2 separate regions of the Homo sapiens genome follow, and region 1 is linked to region 2. A link is a loop called in an ENCODE intact Hi-C map of the cell type or tissue named here. Cell type or tissue: natural killer cell. All regions are shown on one strand. Links, peaks and the distances in the headings refer to the core of each region. The heading gives the core; the rest is flanking DNA. Region 1 overlaps BACH2 (BACH transcriptional regulator 2). Region 2 overlaps BACH2 (BACH transcriptional regulator 2).

Region 1 (5,383 bases), core at 164-5,163, 170 kb before region 2:
ATGGGATGAATCACATGTATTGATTTTTGTATGTTGAACCAACCCTGCATCCGAGGGATGAAGCCTACTTGGTTATGGTGGATTCATTTTTTGATGTGCTGCTGGATTTGGTTTGCAAGTATTTTGTTGAGGATTTTTGCATGGATATTCATCAAGGATATTGGCCTGACGTTTTCTTTTTTAGTGTATCTCTGCCAGGTTTTGGTATCAAGATGATGCTGGACTCATAGAGTGAGTTGGGGAGACATTTCCTCTCCTAATTTTTTGGAATAATTTCTGTAGGAATGGTACCAGCTCTACTTTGTACATCTGGTGGGATTCAGCTGTGAATCCATCAGGTCTTGCGCTTTTTCGGTTGCTAAGCTATTTATTGCTGATTCAATTTCAGAGCTCACTGTTGGTCTGTTCAGGGAATCAATTTCTTCCTGACTCAGTCTTAGGAGGGTGTATGTGTCCAGGAATTTATCCATCTTGTCTAGGTTTTCTAGTTTGTGTGTGTAGACGTGTTTGTAATCGTTTCTGATGGTTGTTTTATTTCTGTGTGGTCAGTAGTAACATTCTCTTCATCATTTCTAATTGCGTTTATTTGGATCTTCTTTCTTTTATTCTTAGTCTAGCTGATGGCCTATCCATTTGATTAATTTAAAAAAAAAATCCTGGATTCATTGATATTTTGAATTTTCATGTCTCAATATTCTTCAGTTCAGCTCTGATTTTTGTTATTTCTCATCTCCTGCTAGCTTTGGGGTTGTTCTTTCTAACTTTTTGATGTGAACATTTAGTGCTATGAATTTCCCTCTTAACACTGCCTTAGCTGTGTCCCAGAGATTCTGGTATATCTTTGTTCTCATTATTTTCAATAAACTTCTTGATTTCTGCCTTCATTTCATTATTTACCCAAAAGTCATTCAGGAACATGTTGTTTCATTTCCATGTGATTGTATGGTTTTGAGCAGTTTTCATTGTGTTGACTTCTATTTTTATTGTGCTGTGGTCTGAGAGTATGTGGTTATTTAACATTTGTTGAGGATTGTTTTATGTCCAATTATGTGGTCTATTTTAGAGTATGTGCCTTGTGGAGATGAGAAGAATGTATATTCTGTTGTTTCGGGGTGGAGATGTTTGTAAAGGTTTATCAGATCTGTTTGGTCCAGTGCTAAGTTTAGGTCCTGAATATCTTTGTTAATTTTTCACCTCAATGATCTGTCTAATACTGTCAGTGGAGTGTTGAAGTCTCCCACAACTATTGTGTGGGAATCTGTATCTCTTTGTAGGTCTCTAAGAACTTGCTTTATAAATCTGAGTGCTCCTGTGTTGAGTGCATTTATATTTAGGATATTAGGATGTTCTTGTTGAATTGAACATTTTACCATTATGTAATGCCCTTCCTTGTCTTTTTTGATCTTTGTTGGTTTGAAATCAGCTTTGTCTGAAATTAGGATTGTAACCCCTGCTTTTTTTCTGTTTTCCATTTGCTTGGTAGATTTTTCTCCATCCTTTTATTTTGAGCCTATGAGTGTCATTAAGTGTGAGATGGGTCTCTTGAAGACCACATACCATTGGGTCTTGCTTTTCTATCCAGCTTGCCACTCTGTGCCTTTTAAGTGGGGCATTTAGCTCGTTTACATTCAAGGTTAGTATTGTATGTATGAATTTGGTTATGTCATTGTGCTGTTAGCTGATTATTTTGTTGTCTTGTTTGTGTGGTTGCTTTGCAAGTAACACTGGTCTGTGTGTTTAAGTGTGTTTTTGTATTAGCTGATAGCAGTCTTTCCTTTCTATATTTTGTGCACCTTTCAAGATCTCTTGTAAGGCAGGTCTGGTGATAATGAAGTTCCTCAACCTTTGTTTATCTGAAAAGGATCTAATTTCTCCTTCACTTAGGAAGCTTAGTTTGGCTAGTTATGAAATTCTTGGTTGAAGACTTTTTTCTGTAAGAATGTTGAATATAGGCCGTGAATCTCTTCTGGCTTATAGGGTTTCAGCCTTAGAGGTTCACTGTTAGCCTGATGGGGATCCCTTTGTAGTTGACCTGCCCTTTCTCTCTAGTTGCCTTTAACATTCTTTCTTTCATTTCAACCTTGGAAAATCTGACAATTATGTGTCTTGGGGATGATCTTTTTGTGTACAATCTTGCAGGAGCCACTATATGATTCTCTCAAAAAAATAAATAAATAAATGACATACATTGCAGAAGATGGCCTGGAGAAGAAAAGGATTAACAACAGGGAGACCAGTTTGGGGAGAGACAAAGAGATCTTGGACTCTTATCTTGTTTGATCTGCAGAAAAATAGTCAAGAAGGTAACACTAATAGCCTGATAATGTTATCTATGACTTAAATTTGACATGGCAAAGTATGTACTAGTGACGGAGAATTACAAGTTGTAACACATCATTTCCCTTACCTTACATGTGTATATTTTGCAGTATGCAGAGAGCTTTCCTGCATGGTATCCTACCACCCATTGTCACTCACAGAAGCATCCATTCAGCAAATACTAATTAATCACCTGATGTGTTCCAAGTATTGTCTTAGATGGTAAGGATATGGCATAGCACAAGATTCAAGATTCCTACCCTTGTGGAAACTCACTTTCTGTTTTAGAAATACAGACAACAAACCAGCTGTCAAATTAGTGAACAATATCATTTCAGAGAACGATGAGAGCAATCAGGGTAATAAATGGAGCTATGTAATCCAGAGGAGGGCAGTGTATAGGAAGATGTGTATGGGCAGGTTGAGTAATGCCTAACACAGGAGATGAGACCTAAATGAGGAGAACCCTACCTGCTAAAACCTGGGGGAGGAGCCTTCCAGGCTGGAGCACACAGGATAGGTTTAAAGAGATCCACAGGTCAAGTGACTGGAGAAGGGGAAAGAAAAGGAGTACAGGCATGAATGAGAAAATAGGGGCAGCCAGGGCCTTGCAGGCTTGGGCCTGCACCTCAGATGCTATTCTATGAGCAATGGGACATCTGAAGTGGGAGTTTTAAGCAGGAGAGCGATGTGATCTGACATACATTTTTAAAAGATTATCTGGCTGCTCTGTGGAGAAGGGCTTCTACAGAGGCAAAAGTAAAAGCATAGAGACCATCAAGGAGGCTTTTTTGCAAGCCCGGGAGAGAGATGGTGGTGGCCTGGACAGAAGATGGCAAGCTAGTGCCACAGTTCTCAAAGTGTGGTCTGTGGGTTCCTGGGGGCCCGCAAGATCTTATCAGGGAATGCAAGGTTAAAACTATTTTCACAGTAATACCAAGATGCTGTCTGTCTTTTTCGCAGTATTGACGTGCACTGCTAGTGAAATGTAATGGTGGGGAAAACTGCTGGCACCTCAGCACGAAACAAGATAGTGGTACCAAACTGCTAGTTCTTCACCAGCACATGCTTACAATAGAACAGAATGCCAATTTCACTTCAGAATATCCTGTATGAAGCAGTAACAATTACTGTTTTTATTAAATCTCAACTCTTGAGTGATGTCTTTTTAATATTCTGTGTGACAAAATGGGAAGGACACATAAGCCCTTCTACCGTATACCAGAGTGTACTGGTTATCTCCAGGAAAAACCCGTGTGCAGTTGTTTGAGTCGCAAGCTGAACTGGCTGCTTTTTTCATGGAATGCCAATATGACTTAAAAGAACAACTAACAGACAAACTCTAGTTACTCCAATTTGGGTATTTGTTTGACAGATCTTTTATCAAAAATGAATGAAGTGCCCTGATACTTCAAGAAAAACAACTGACAGTATTTGTTGCCAATGACAAAATTTGAGCTTGAGACAAAAATTAGGATTTTGGAAAACACATAGCTGCTACTGTAGAGCTTGATAACTTCCCAATACATTAAGGACTTTTTCTGACGAGATTGATGGTGATATTAATGAATGTGGAGAATTTGGTATTGGATCATGAAATGTGAAACATTCAAAAGATCTCAAAGATCTCCGAACTTAGTGAACAAGTATTTCCAAATGACCAAATGGGTAATGTTATAAAATTATGCACAGGTGAAAAATCCATTCAAAGCGCAAGATAGACCAATAGATTTTAATATTAACAAAGTAAAAAAAGTTTATTGACAGATTTTCAGGTACCACATTTCAGACTCCACATTTAAAAGCTACCACTTGTTGATTTCTGGTGTAGAATCAGAGAATATCCACAGTTATCAAAAGATGATGAAAATACTTCACCCATTTCCAACTATGTATCTGTGTGAGCTAGATTTTCTTCATGTCCTTCCATCAAAACACCATAGAGCAACATATTGAAGGTAGTACCAGATATGAGAATCCAGCAGTCCTCTGTTAAGCCAGATACTAGAGAGATTTGCAAAAATGTAAAAGTGTTAATTCTCTCACTTATGTTTTGTAAAATGTATTAATTTTCATAAAATATGTGATTTGTGTTAATATACAATGTTTTATTGTATTTCAAATACAATGAATTCTATTTTTTTAAAGTTTTGTTTTAATTTCTAATATGGCACATATCAATAGCTATAACCCACATAATCAAGAACTCTTTGGAGATTTTATTAATTTTTAAGGTTGTAAAGGAGTCCTCAGACCAACATGTCTAAACACTGAGCTAATGAAAGTGGTTCATTTCAAGATGTATTATGGAGGCAGGGCAGATGGAAGTCTATATATTCTCTTTGATTCATCTTCAGATATTTGTCCCAAGCAGCTGTGATGAAAAAGACTGGAAAGAAGCAGGTTTGGAGGGAGGATGGAAACAATAATTGTTTTTTTGGCCATGTTATACTTGAGATGCATGTTGAATATACAAGTTCAGGTGCTGAGTAGGAAATTGGATATGGAAATTCAGGAAGAGGTCAGGGGCAACATATAATAAATTTGAGAGACTTCAGCATATAGGTGACAAAAACCACAGGCCTGGGAGTGAGTATAGTTAGAGGAAAGAGAAAGTCCGTGGATGGAGCTCCAAGATAACGCCAGCATTTAGATGGGGAGCAGAGGAGGAGGAGCAGAGGAGGACTCTGCAGAGGAGGGAGCCACAGGTGAAGCTGATGAGAAGCCAGGACAGTGTGGTGCCCCTGAAGCCACAAGAAGAAGTGGTTTCATGGAGGAAGTTGACGACTGAGTCAAGTGATGGTGAGAAGTCTTGTAAGATGAGAATAGAGAGTTGAGCATGGACTTGGCAAGACGGAGATCATCACTAACCTTCATAAAAGCAGTTTCTCTGGAGTGACAAAAAAAAATCTACAACAGGTTAAGGAAAGAAAGAGAAATGAGGAAATAATGGCAGCAAGTAAAGACAACTATTTTGAGGGTCTTCCTTCAGAACAGGGGCAGAGAAAGGGATTGGTTCTGGAGGAAGCGATGGCATCAAGAAGGGATTTAAGATATGCCAGTG
Region 2 (5,383 bases), core at 302-5,301:
TAAGCTCAAGGGAGGGTGGTGTTTTTATGACATTTGCATATGTTCAAAGAACTGTCAGTTTCAGATACATCTTCTTTTGTGTCCCCCCACCCTCGCCGCCAATATCCCAAAAGAGAGCTTAAAGTCTTGGGGCCACAGCAAGAACACATTTTTTGTGTGTATGTTGGGACCATGTCAGTTGTTTACTTTAGAACTAAAAATATTAACTCAATTAAAAGGAGGACTCATTCAACCTGTAAAATAGTCATGAACAGGACTAGCCTTCCCCCCTTGAGAAATACCGCTACTTTTAAAAATACTCTTATTTTTACCTTTAAAAAAGGAATCCATGGCTGGGCGCGGTGGCTCACACCTGTAATGCCAGCACTTTGGGAGGCCGAGGCGGGCGAATCACAAGGTCGGGAGATCGAGACCATCCTGGCTAACACGGTGAAACCCCGTCTCTACTAAAAAATACAAAAAAAAAAATTAGCTGGGCGTCGTGGTGGGCGCCTGTAGTCCCAGCTACTCAGGAGGCTGAGGCAGGAGAATGGCGTGAGCCCGGGAGGCGGAGCTTGCAGTGAGCCGAGATCGCGCCGCTGCACTCCTGCCTGGGTGACAGAGCGAGACTCTGTCTCAAAAAAAAAAAAAGAAAGAAAAATCCATCTTCTGCATTCCTGAACAGTGAAAGAAGAGACATTTACCAAAGCTCTATGCCATTTTGGAAAACATAGCCCCTCTCAGTGGTACAGTTTGGACAGGACAGTTACAGTAAAGTTAAGGTTTTTCCCAATTTGACATCTTAGTTTTCCTAGAGTAGAGGAGGTTAGGTTTCCAAGAACTGTCTCAGGGACTTGCCATGACTGCTGCTCGAGGAGTTGATAACCTGCTTTAGGGAGTTACTTTGACCCTGGTTGAAGTATTATCCCCAGTAATAGTGCTCAAGGCAGATCCTTCTCCACAAGTCAAAACTTGTTTTCCTGAACTGATCCAGAAGAAGCCAGCATCTATTGGGCTAATTCTGCCCTGCCCTGCTTTCATATGGGATCCAGGTGCCTTCTCTTTCAAGTGAACCCCACGGAGACACCAGAGTCAGAAATCAAGACAGGAGTTTCCACCCCTTGCCAGACGCCAGTGTAATACTTCGCGTGTGTTTTCCCAATCTGTCTTCCTCCACCCCGTAGGGAGCCAAAACGTTAGACCAAAAGTGAAGTGTTAACATACCTTGTATTCTGTAAGATGTTGTAGTTATACCGTGTTAAGCAGCCCTTCCATCTCACAGTCGTTGGCTTCTCCCATCCTTTTTAACTGTTCCCTGGCTTCGAGAAAGATCAAATTAGCGCAGTATTATCCTTTATCAATAATCAGCTTTTTAAAATGACATTCTTTTTTAAATTCTAGAACACAGCATACCCAGCCCCAAACATACCAAATTTAACAGGCTTTCTCTTTGCCTACAACAATATACAAATATATATTCACCTCTCTATGGGTTTGGGTTTTATTTTAATGGCATTATGTTGTAGAGTTAGCAGCTTCCTTTTTTCACGTAGCTGTCTACCATGCACGTGGCTGTAGGTCGATCACACAGGGCCAAGACATGTTTCTCCAATATCTCTCGTTCTCGTAAATCGTAGTTCATTCAGCTGTCACTTATCACCAGACATTTCAGTTGTTTTCAGTTTTTCCCTCTGATAAACATTGCTGCAATAAACATTTTGTGACCCTACTGTTAGTAGTGGTGCATTTATTTTTGTGGGTTAGTTTCAAAGATGGGCTAAAGGTTGTGCCCATTTATTAAATACTACCTAATGACCTACCCAAAATGTTGTAGCAATTCACATATTCATCAGCAACTTAGAGTGTCCAATTTCCCCTATTCTTGCCCATACTAGTTGTCACCAGTCTTTTTAATTTTTGCCAATTTGATGGGCAAAAAAATGGTGACTACTAATGAGGCTGACATCTTGTTTTATGTGTATTGAACATTTATATTTCCTTTCCTGTGAATTGCTGGTTTACCTCTTTGCCTATTTTTCTTTTGTATTGTTTAACTTTAAATCAACATGTAGGAATCTTAATCCCTAATATTAGGAATATTAACCCTTTCTCATAAATGTTGCTTAGATATTCCCTTAGTCTGCTTCTTTATTTATTGTACCTTTTCCCATATAAAAAAATATTAGTTTTATGTAGTCAAGGTATAAGTCTTTTTCTTTATGACTTCTGGATTTGCTATATTCCTTAAGAAGTCAGGTTGGGAATTTTTCTCTTCCAGTAAAAAAAAATGAACAAGTCACATAAGTGAAAATCACAAAGCAGTATGCACAAGGTCCTAGTTTGTTTCCTAAATATACACACCATATAAATAAAATCAGCATAGAGAATAAGAAAAAACTGGGAGCACCGTTGGAGAGGAGTGTAGGGAAAGTTTCATTTCTATGTATGTCTGTAATGTTTGAATTTTATGTATGTCTATCTTGCACAGGTTTATTTTTTAAATTAAGACATAATTCCCATATCATAAAATCCACCCTACTAAGATGAACAATTCAGTGGTTGTTGATATATCCACAATGTTGTACAACCATCACCACTATGTAATTCTAAAACATTTTCACCACCCTAAAAGGAAATGCTGTACCTATTAGCAGTTACTCCTCATTGCCCACTCCCCTCAGCCCCAGGCAACCAGTAATCTACCTTCTATCTCTGTAGATGTACTTGTTTGGGGCATTTGTATAAATAGAATCTTGCAAGATGTGGCCTTCTGTGTCTAGCTCCTTTCACTTTAGCATAATGCTTTGAAGGTTTACCCTTGCCATTGATGTACTCACCAGGTATATTGTCATGTATTAGTACTTTGTTGCTTTTAATTCCTGAGTAATATTCCATAATGTTGATCCATTTTGTTGACTAATACCACATTTTGTTGTTCATTGGTTGAGGGCCATGTGGGTTGTTTCCACTTTGGGGCTATTATAAATAATGCTGCTGTGAGCATTTGAGTACAAGTTGTTTTTAAGACATGTTTTCAGTTATTTCCATAATATTCCTAGGAGTGGAACTGCTAAATCATATAACTTTGTATTTAACCTTTTGAGGAGCTACTAGACTGTTTCCAAAGTGGCTATACCATTTCAAATTCCCACCAGCAGTGTATCAAGGATCCAGTTTCTCTGCATCCTCGCCAACACTTGTTATTGCCCATCTTTTTTGTTAGTGCCCTCTAGTGGGTGTGAGTAGTTATGGTTTATCTCATTATGGTTTATAGGTTTGTTTTTAGATGTTGGAAATTATAGAAAATTACAGTCATTTTCCAAAGTAGTAAGCCTCTTAGTAAGACAGCTTTGTAACTGGACCATTTCTACTTAATTGTAGATTTTAGTAAAGAAGCACCACAGAGAGTTTCTTTGCACAGTCAAAAGTATGGATTTTTGGACTTGCTTTATTAACATGTTTTACACTGAGAGAGATAAAAGTGTATGAGAGTAAGAGAGTGTGTTGGGGGCAGGCAGGGGGCGGGAGAGAGAGAGAGAGAAGGGAAGAGAGAGATAAAGTCCAGAGAAAACATGGAAATGGTACAGAATAGAAGAGCCATCTGACTCTAACTCTTCCCACCCCAATGCTGACTTTGAGACACATGTTGTATGTAAAATTTTCACAATCATTTTTGTGGTTTGGTGAATCAGGCAAGTTTTTAGAAGTGTCTGTAATTGGTCTGCTTAATAAAAAGAAACCTTGCTGGGCAGCATAGAAATCAGCCATATTTCTAATTAAAACAGTGTTTTTATGTTGTCTAGAACATTGTAAGTGTCTGGAATTCCAAAGCACATGTCTGTAAGACGAAACCATGTGACAGAGATAGATAGGGCTAATAAACAGAAATAATAATACCTTGTATCTATCAGGCAGTTGAAACTTTCCCAGGCACTTTCTCCACCTGTCATCCAGTTGTATTCTTCATAGCAACCCTGTAAGCTAAGTAGGGCAGGCGTTATCGCCCTGTGACTCCTAGATCCTCCAAGAACTTTGGGACAGACAGAATGAAGACTTGCCTGAGATCACACAACTAATTAATTGACGTATCACAACTGAATCCCAGGTGTCCCATATTTGTGCTAGAAACTGGACCATGAGAAGAGGGCGTGGAAGGACAATTGCGCGAGAAACATTTCTTCACCTGGGAGGGGAGATTTTGTCATTGCCATCTGCCCAGCACTGAGCTGGCTGTCCTGGTTCCAGCAGCACTGGAATCATCTCCAATGGGCATATTGCTTCCTCCCTCGACAGCTCCCTGGGATCTGAGGGTCTCCTCAGAGTACAGGCGTTAAAGACTTCGGAGAGCTGACCACACCATCAGTGTCTCAGGGTATCATGCTAATGTGACCCTACTCCCATGGGTTTCAATCAACATCTGGTAATAAAACCAAGAAATGAAGTAGGAAAAAATATTAACAAACTAGTCTTCCACTGAGATTTCTACAGGAAATATTTGTTTCTGGCTTTTTCTGCAAAATTTGCAGCTACTTTCCTGCTTTTCCAGTAAACTTCACCCAGCAAAGCAGAGACACTAGGCAAGCGAAATGTTTGTTGGGTGAGATAGATACAGCACCACTTGATTGCAACTCCTAAAAAAGATGCAGAGAAAACAAAGATCACGGGGAAATCTACCAGAGCAAGAGAGTCATCATTTGGGGATGAGAATTTTTTTTCCCTTCTTTTGTCTTATATTTTATGAAAGCTATATTTATATAATATGTAATTTTTATATAATACTTACAGAATAATCTATAATTATATAATACTTATATAATTTTTCAATGTTTCCTTTTAACTGGGAGGAAGGGGATGATGGTTTAGGCTGAAGAATGGTCGTGGCTGTTGGCAGGGAAGAGAAATAAAGCAGCCGATTTCTGTTTGGTGAGAAGGAAGCACCGGCATTCCAGGGCCCAGCCTACAGCCTCCCCTCTGCCTCGTTGGTGCAGACAGCATGCAAGGAGACATATGTAGGTTCCATGCACTGTCCAGATGTCACACCTGGACCTAAGAATCCCTGGACACACTGCAGGGACTATCCATTTTACTGACTGCTCAGGAGCTGGAGCCTAGCCAGGCGTGGTGGCTCACTCCTATAATCCCAACAGTTTGGGAGGCCAAGGAAGGAAGATAGCTTGAGGCCAGGAGTTTGAGACCAGCCTAGGCAACAGAGCGAGACCCTGTCTTTAAAAGAAAAAAAATGTGTAAAGCTGGAATCTCCAGAAGAACTAACCCTCCTATAGCCGTGCTTAGCAGGACAGGGCAGGTACCGTGCTAAAAACCCACCTCGGTCCTGCTGCTCCTGTCGTGTTCCAGAGGGGGAAGAGTCAACACTTTGCTGGGCTGAATAAAATCAACAGCAGCT

Evidence for each region. Peaks named below come from ENCODE experiments on the same cell type or tissue, not always from the same donor. Only the 100,000 strongest peaks of a DNase experiment are listed, where the experiment ranks them.
Region 1: it touches region 2 in a loop (10-fold over the local background); 8 of 110 quality-filtered maps call a loop at or near these places.

What each region holds. Positions count from the first base shown.
Region 1 is chr6:90,109,011-90,114,393 of GRCh38, reverse strand. All of the region lies in intron 4 of BACH2 (BACH transcriptional regulator 2), which reads left to right. Among named protein-coding and RNA genes, the nearest start is that of BACH2, 190 kb to the left of the region's middle. In natural killer cell, for the core only: no CTCF peak of the experiment used is centred there; DNase peaks (open chromatin) are centred at 3,203 and 5,083.
Region 2 is chr6:89,942,818-89,948,200 of GRCh38, reverse strand. The region is part of intron 7 of BACH2 (BACH transcriptional regulator 2); the gene reads left to right. Among named protein-coding and RNA genes, the nearest start is that of GJA10, 51 kb to the right of the region's middle. In natural killer cell, for the core only: CTCF peaks have their summits at 3,005 and 3,207 (motif pointing left); a DNase peak (open chromatin) is centred at 3,180.